2 separate regions of the Homo sapiens genome follow, and region 2 is linked to region 1. A link is an interaction called in ENCODE POLR2A ChIA-PET data of the cell type or tissue named here. Cell type or tissue: Panc1. All regions are shown on one strand.

The links. ChIA-PET counts read pairs that join two places held together with the same protein. Peaks named below come from ENCODE experiments on the same cell type or tissue, not always from the same donor. Only the 100,000 strongest peaks of a DNase experiment are listed, where the experiment ranks them.
Region 2: POLR2A ChIA-PET joins it to region 1 with 9 read pairs; 3 of 35 experiments call an interaction of 5 or more read pairs at or near these places.

The regions. Positions count from the first base shown.
Region 1 is chr20:50,769,207-50,773,206 of GRCh38, forward strand. No RefSeq gene overlaps it. Among named protein-coding and RNA genes, the nearest start is that of BCAS4, 24 kb to the right of the region's middle. In Panc1, no CTCF peak of the experiment used is centred here; no DNase peak of the experiment used is centred here; H3K27ac peaks cover 1,966 bases.
Region 2 is chr20:50,846,851-50,850,850 of GRCh38, forward strand. All of the region lies in intron 4 of BCAS4 (breast carcinoma amplified sequence 4), which reads left to right. Among named protein-coding and RNA genes, the nearest start is that of BCAS4, 54 kb to the left of the region's middle. RefSeq lists enhancers at 1,596-2,204, 2,205-2,812. In Panc1, no CTCF peak of the experiment used is centred here; no DNase peak of the experiment used is centred here; H3K4me3 peaks cover 613 bases.

The DNA of each region.
Region 1 (4,000 bases):
CTGGGTTTGAATCTACATCCTCCCTGTGTGGAGCTGAGCCTGACCAGTGCGTGTGTTCACCAAGCTCAGGCGTCTTTGTTTGTGTGTTTTTGGATGGAAAGGGGAAGCAGCCCTTCACCCGCTCTCTCCTCCCTTGCAGCCGTGCCACAGGGCCAGGGTTGCAATGAAGGCAGGTCTCAGGCAGGTCTCGGCTCTGCTCTGGCAAACGGGCCCCAGAGGTCTGAGGAATCCAGCCAGCTCCTCCAAGCTCATGTCCTTGGTCTCAGACCTACAGGCTTTGTGCACATCCTAGGCTGGTGACAGCATGTGTGTGTGTCACGGCTGGAGTGGCAGAGGCCCTGTGGGAGCCGCAGACCCAGGGCCGCTCCATAGGTGTCAGGCTGTGTGGTCTGCCAGAGTCCCACACCTGTTCGTGTGAGGGGAAGGTGCCCGAGCAATACTGTAGCCAACCAAATACCATAGTGTCTTCAATACTACTCATTTCGCCCATGGAAAATTATGCCTAAGCCACCATACGGGTTAATGAACGCTCCAGCCCAGGTCCGAAGAGATGCCTTTAGCACAGGGACGTGTGGCAGTGTCTGGAGATGTGCCAGGCTGTCACAGGCTGTGCTCCTGGTGTGGGGACACTGCTGAACCCACAGGACAGCCTCCACAGCAAAGCGTTACATGCTGAGGTCCAGGGACCCTCCCATAACCAATTCCAGAGTGAGGGCTTCTGATTGGAGAGCCCCACTCTGCGTGTCCCTTAGTCACTCCTGGGACCTAGGTCAGGCGTACACACACCTGCACCACACTGCCTATATACAAGCACTTTACCTGTATTGTATTTATTTATTTTTGGCTCACTGTGTTGCCCAAGCTGGCCTCAAACTTCCTGGGCTCAAGTGCTCCTCCTGCCTCAGCCTCCCAGGTATCTGGGACTATAAGCGAGTGCCACTGCACCTGGATTTTTATGCAGGTATTTTAGGTGAGTCATTGGAGGTACAATGCTACCAACTTGCCACTTCAGGTGGCTCCATCCTGAAGAGCCTCAGCCTCCTGGTCTGTACAATGGTAACAGTGCCCTGCCCCCGGGGAGCTGTGGGGGTGAGTGAGAGGCTGTGTGTCCAGCCCAGTGTCCGGGGTCACTCAGAAAGAGTGGTGTCTGCTCAGCGGGGGCAGAGCACAGGCTTGAGGCCAGACTTCCTGGGTACCAGCAATTCAATGAGTGAATTCTTTGAGCAATGCCTGGCACTGCACAAGTCCTGTGGCCGTGTTGGGTACCACTGACATTATTGCTGTTTTCAGGTTTGTTTGTTTGTTTGTTTGTTTGTTTTTTGAGTCAGAGCCTCGCTCTGTCACCCAGGATGGAGTGCAGTGGCGCCATCTTGGCTCACCGCAACCTCCGCCTCCTGGGTTCAAACAATTCTCCTGCCTCAGCTTCCCGAGTAGCTGGGATTACAGGCATGCACCACGACACCTGGCTAATTTCTGTGTTTTTAGTAGAGATGGGGTTTCACCATACTGACCAGGCTGGTCTTGAACTCCTGACCTCAAGTTATCCACCCACCTCGGCCTCCCAAAGTGCTGGGATTACAGGCATGAGCCACCGCACCCGGCCTGTTTCTAGTTTTTGACAGTTGAACAAAGGTGCTTGGCCTGGAACAGTGACCACCAGGTCACCTCACTCCCTCAGTGTCAGGGGTCTCTCTCCAGGCTCCAATTGCTCTCATCTCATCTCAGTCCCTCCTACCTGTCCTCATCCTTATCACTGCTCCTACAGCTGGAGACCAGGGTGGGGCACGTTTGAGATGGGATTCCCATTCAGCCTGTGCTTCTTGGAGACCCAGCTTCCCTCGCTCCCTCGTGCTACCCCATCACCCTCCACTCCCCCATGCTCTCTTCCCTAGACTGGGCAGGCCCCAGCTGCCTTCCCACCTGGTGCCCCGATACACAGCCACCCCCACAGTGGCCTCAAGAGGCTTCTTTCCTGGCCGGGTGTGGTGGCTTACACCTGTAATCCTAGCACTTTAGGAGGCCAAGGTGGGCGGATCACCTGAGGTCAGGAGTTTGAGACCAGCCTGACCAACATGGAGAAACCCTGTCTCTACTAAAAATACAAAATTAGCCAGGCATGGTGGCTCATGCCTGTAATCCCAGCTACTCAGGAGGCTAAGGCAAGAGAATCGCTTGAACCTGTGAGGTGGAGGTTGCAGTGAGCCAAGATTGTGCCATTGCACTCCAGCCTGGGCAACAAGAGCAAAACTCTGTCTCAAAAAAAAAAAAAAGAGGCTTCTTTCCCAAAGAGAGACTTTGTCTTCAAGGTGACCCCTGGCTGACCCCTGGCATGGTTGGTGGGAGTGGTGATGGGGCAGCGATGGGGCCATTTGAATTAAAATGCCCTCTGCATAATTCACAGAAATTCATGAGTCATCTTTATCTGGGAAAACCCCAATGGAGTGAGCTGGGACCCAGGGCTGCAGACTGATAGACAGAGGGAAGCGGCCTCCCTGGATCCCGGTCCTCACTCCCGTGCCTGCTGTTGACTATTCTGCGGTCAGGAGGCGTCCCTTTGCCTGCAGTCCTGGGACAGTGGAGCGCAGGGGACACTGGGGCTTCCCAAGGAAGTGCTTGTTCTTCTCTTAAATCAGAAATCAGGGCACTCATTATGTGTCTATCCATCAGGCCGCTGTCCTCTGCAGAGACACCTTGGGTGTCCCCTCCTGGCTCCAGGTGGTTCTGGAGGATGGCAGAGCCAGGACCATGGGCTGCCCTGAAGGTGGTTCCAACCTGCTCTATTTAAACCAAGGGTCCTTTAAATTTGTCTCTTTTCATTTAAATATGCTCTTTAAAAACCAGCAGGCTGGGCATGGTGGCTCACACCATGTGGATGGCTTGAGGCCAGGAGTTTGAGACCAGCCTGGGCCACATAGCAAGACCCATCTCTATAAAAAAAAATTTTTTTTTTTGAGATGAAGTCTTGCTTTGTCGGCCAGTCTGGAGTGCAATGGTGTGATCTTAGATCCCTGCAACCTCCACCTCCTGGGTTCAAGCTGGGATTATAGGCGTGCACCACCACACCCGGCTAATTTTTGTATTTTTAATAGAGACGGGGTTTCACCATGTTGGCCAGGCTGGTCTCGAACTCCTGACCTCAGGTGTTCCACCTGCCTCAGCCTCCCAAAGTGCTGGGATTACAGATGCGAGCCCGTAATTACAGGCATGTGCCCAGCCCTAAACAATTTTTTTTTAAAAGACAGAAAAACTCCCTGCCCCCTGGAGTTAAGATTCTTGAGAAGGATACTTGATTAACTGATGAATAAGACAGTCAGAACAGTGATGAGCTCTTTGAAGGATATGGGTGAGGGGCAAGGCCACGTTAGCCAAGGGGGTCAGGGAGGACCTCTGTGAGGAAGTGGCCTTGGTTGTGAGGCCTGCAGGCTGGGAGAGAGTGATACAGAAGACCTGGGGGAAGGGAGGGGCTACACGGCAATCACTGGTTGTACTGAGAAGTCATTTTGCACATGTGGAAATATATTTCTGAAGTAAATTCCTAGAAGAGGGATTACTGAGTCAAAAAGCATATGACTTTCTAATTCTGATAGATACTGCCAACTTGTCCTCTTTGGGGTGAACCACCAAAGACACTCCCATCTACCAAAGACAAGAGTGCCTGTTTCCCCACAGCTTTGCCAATCCTGTGGATTGGCACTAATCTGATGGTTGAAGAATGTATCTTATGCCCGTCTGGGGTGGCTCATGCCTGTAATCCCAGCACTTTAGGAGGCCAAGGCAGGCAGATTGCTTCAGGTCACAAGCTCGAGACCAGCCTGGCCAACATGGTGAAACCTCATCTGTACTAAAAACACAAAAATTAGCCAGGCATGGTGGTACACAACTGTAGTCTCAGCTACTCGGGAGGCTGAGGCAGGAGGATCACTTGACCTAGGAGGCAGAGGCTGCACTGAGCTGAGATTGTGCCACTGCACTCCAGCCTGGGCAGCAGAACAAGACTTCA
Region 2 (4,000 bases), 78 kb after region 1:
TGATCTGCCCACCTCGGCCTCCCAAAGTGCTGGGATTACAGGCGTGACCCACGACGCCCAGCTTAAAATAATATCTTTAAAGTTCAAAAAAAAATTAAGCCTCAGAGAGTCTGACTGAGTCAGTGAGCCGGCACGGGCAGGTTCATGAGAGGCTTTGCTTGCTAGAAAACTGTTTGGATTTGATGGAAAATGATGAGGGCCCACGCTAAAGCAGAGGAGGAAAGCTCCGGAACTCTCAGGAGGGATTCCGAGCATGGAGCGGAAGAGCGTCGGCCACCTGAAAAGCCAGCCGGTAGAGTGATCTCAGCTCACTGCAACCTCCGCTTCCTGGGGTCAAGCGATTCTCCTGCCTCAGCCTCCCGAGTAGCTGGGATTACAGGCGCGCACCACAATGCCTGGCTAATTTTTGTATTTTTAGTAGAGACGGAGTTTCGACACATTGGCCAAGTTGGTCTCGAACTCCTGACCTCAAGTGATCCACCCACCTCGGCCTCCCAAAGTGTCGGGATTATAGGTGTGAGCCGCTGCACCCGGTTGAAAAGCCAGCTTTGCTTGTGAGGAATGGAGTGGTCCAGGACAGACTCAACACTTAGTGCTCAGCGGTGAGCGGGAATCACGGGGCAGCTGACAGAGCCAGCCCTGCTGTGCCAGGCACTGTTTTCAGCTTGTCAATCCTCATAACATCCCACAAGGGAGGTGCTATTTCTATCTCCATCTTACAGCTGAGGAAACTGAGGCATAGAGAGGGTAAGTAACTTACCCAGGATCACACAGTTGGACATGAGGATATGAATCCACGTTCTTCTTTCCATCACATATTGCCTTGGTAGAGAGCTGTGATCTCTTCAGGGAGCTTGTGTCTGGTGCAAGAATACAGACAGTGACCAAATTCAAAGAAAATTCAGTTACAGGTGGGACACGGTGGCTCACGCCTGTAATCCCAGCACTTTGGGAGGCCTAGGTGGGTGGGTCACTTGAGCCCAGGAGTTCCAGACCAGCCTGGGCAATATGCGAAACCCCATCTCTACCAAAAAAAATACAAAACTTTGCCAGGGGTGGTGGTGCATGCCTGTATTCCCAGCTACTCAGGAGGTGGAAGGATCACTTGAGCACAGGAGGTCAAGGCTGCAGTGAGCCATAATCGTACCACTGCTCTCCATCCTGGGAAACAGAGCAAGACTCTGTCTCAAACAATAGCAACAACAACAAAAAAAAACAGAAAATTCAGTTAGATGGCTGTTTCTAAAGGGGGCCCTTTAGCTGGGCATGGTAGTGCGTGCCTGTGGTCCCAGCTACTTGGGAGGCTGGGGTGGGAAGATTGCTTGAGCCCAGGAGTTCAAGGCTGCAGTGAGTCGAGATTGCACCACTGCACTCCAGCCTGGGTGACAGAGTGAGACCCTGTCTCTGCAAAATAAAATGTACAAAAAATTAAAAGGGATCCCAGGTCTGAGGGGTCAGGAGTGGCCTCTGAGGAGGGGCTGTGGAAGCTGAGAGCTAGATGATGAGTAAGTGTGGGTGTGGAGTCAGAAGAAAGAGCGCTCCCGGCCAAGGGAACTGCCATTGCAGAATCTCTGCAACACACCTGAGCTTGGTGCTTGAGAAATTGCTAGTCCAGCGTGGGCTGCCTGCATGAGCCAGGGCAGAGTGGAGAGAGAGAAGGTCTGGGAGGTAGCAGGGACCAGATTGTGCAGGGTCTCAAGGCCACACAGAGGAATTTAACACTATTCTAAGGGCGATTCTTGTAGCAGGGGAGGGACTTGGCCAAATTTGCTTCACTTGGCAAGAAACCAGGGCTCGTTCTCTGCTCTGAGCTCAGGCTGGCATTCGGGGTCTGTGACGTCTTAGGACTTGAACACCAGAGCTGAGCAGGGCACGTGGGTGCCCTCCAGGCTGCAGGTTTGGTTGTTTGGAATGTTTCCTCCCCTGGAAATATCTAATGCTGTGCCCTGAGCTCTCTGGAATCCTCCCCTTGCCAGGTCTCAGGGCCCTTGTCCGGTCAGAGGAAAGAAAAGAGTCTCCAGAAAGGGGCCCAGGTCTTCCAGACAAATGTCCCTGAGACCCTGCTAGAGGGGGCAGCCATCAGCCCAGCGCCTGCTTGCGGAGGGCCCCTCACATCTGGAGATGGTTTCAGGCATGTGCGGAAGTGAAAGTGTGAAATGGGGCTGGAGCCCTGCGGGCTGCGGACCTCGGAAGTGCACAGAGGCCACAGCAGGTGTCCCCTTGGCCGGGCCAGCTTCCTGCTGACCATGCCAGGCCGGCCCTCCTCCTGGCTCACGTGCCCAGGGGCACAGAGCAGCCTCACTAATTTGTTGTAAACCACTGTTTGTTTTCTGCCGCCAAAACATCTTGTTCACGAGGTGTCATTTTGATTAATTTTTCTGATGGAGAAGAACACGGTGCTTCCCAGGGAAGCTCTTTGGCTGACAGCAAAGCTGACTGGGCCAACTCCTGACTCCTGCACAGAGCGATGCTGCCCTGGGGGAGGGAAGCTTGGCTGGGACTCGGGGCTGCCTGGCCCACCTGTTCACCCCTACCCCCACCAGGGCAGCAGAGGCCTGGGGAGACCGTGCTTGCTGAGACCTTCCCAGAAAGAAAGATGGGCAGAGGGGCTGGAGGGGAGCCAGGGTGGCTTTGGAGCAAAGCAGAGCCAGGACAGGCAGGGTGTGAGATGTCACCTGGTCCCACAGTTGCAGCGCTCCCAGGGTGATCTGGTAACAGCAATGAGTGAGTGAGTCTTCTGGGCATGAGACAGGAGGGAGTGGTGGGGACTGTGGCGAATTGCAGACCCCATGCCTCGTGTACAGGAGTGGAACCTTTGCCTGGCGCCAGCCTCGCATAAATGGCGGCCAGTGGTCACCAGGTTTTCCTATATGGGGGAGAAAGCTGGACATTTGGAGGGTTTTTTGTTGTTGTTGTTTTTTGTTTTATGAATCTTCCCATGTCAAAAAGTCAGTATTTTTCTAACTGTTGAATACTGTGTGGAAAAACATGTTGTGGCTGGAGCAGTGGCTCACACCTGTAATCCCAGCACTTTGGAAGGCCAAGGCAGGAGGATCACTTGAGCCCAGGAGTTCGAGACCAGCCTGGGCAACACAGTGAGACCCTGTCTCTATTCTAAAAAATTAAAAATAATAAAACTGTGTTGTACCATGGGCTGCAGCCAGCATAGCCCCAGCTCTGGACTTTAGGCTGATGACCTGTACCTCTTCGTCCCCTCCACTGTGGAGGATTTGAGACCAGGGAGAAGTAGAGCGGCATCTTCTCCACTTTTATGCACCAGCCCTGGTTGGAACTCTTCAACTCTAAACAGCAACATGACTAACAGCCAATAGTTATATTGAGCCCCTACTGTATACGAAGGGCTTTCTGTGCCTCATCTCAATTTCCTGTAACAACACCAGAGGCAGATGCTATTATTCTAGTTTACAAAGAAAGGACCTGAGGCTCAGAGGGGGCTCTTCACTTGCTCAGAGTCACACAGTGTAACTGGCAGAGCTGGGATTTGATCCAGCTTTGACCTTGGTCAGCTGGTCAGGTGTGTCTCTACCTCCCTCTGTGAGCTTCCCAAGGGCAGGGACTGAAACTTCAACTGCCAAGGCTGCAAACTCGAGATCTTTGGGCTAGTTCTGCCTCAACCACACTTGCTCTTCGGCCAGCGTGGTATATGGATATATTTAACTTGAGTTAGTTGCCAAAAAGCAAATTTCATGTGAGATTTTTGAGGATGAGAGGGGAGGAAGTTCCTTCTGACAGCAAGTAGTTTTTATTTGGGGGGGTTGCTCTTTGTTGAGGCCTATCTGGAAGCACCCCAACTTTGCCCTTGTGGCTTCTCATGAAGAAGCAGAGGTTTGAGTGGGCCCCTGAGCGGCGTCCCTGCCCAGCCAGCATCTGGCCTACCGTGCTCACTCTTGGTGCCTGCTGGTGTGTTTGAGTCTCCCCCCCGGTAGAGCACATAGTAGGTGTTCAATAAATAGTCATCAGCAGATGTTCTGAAGGCTTC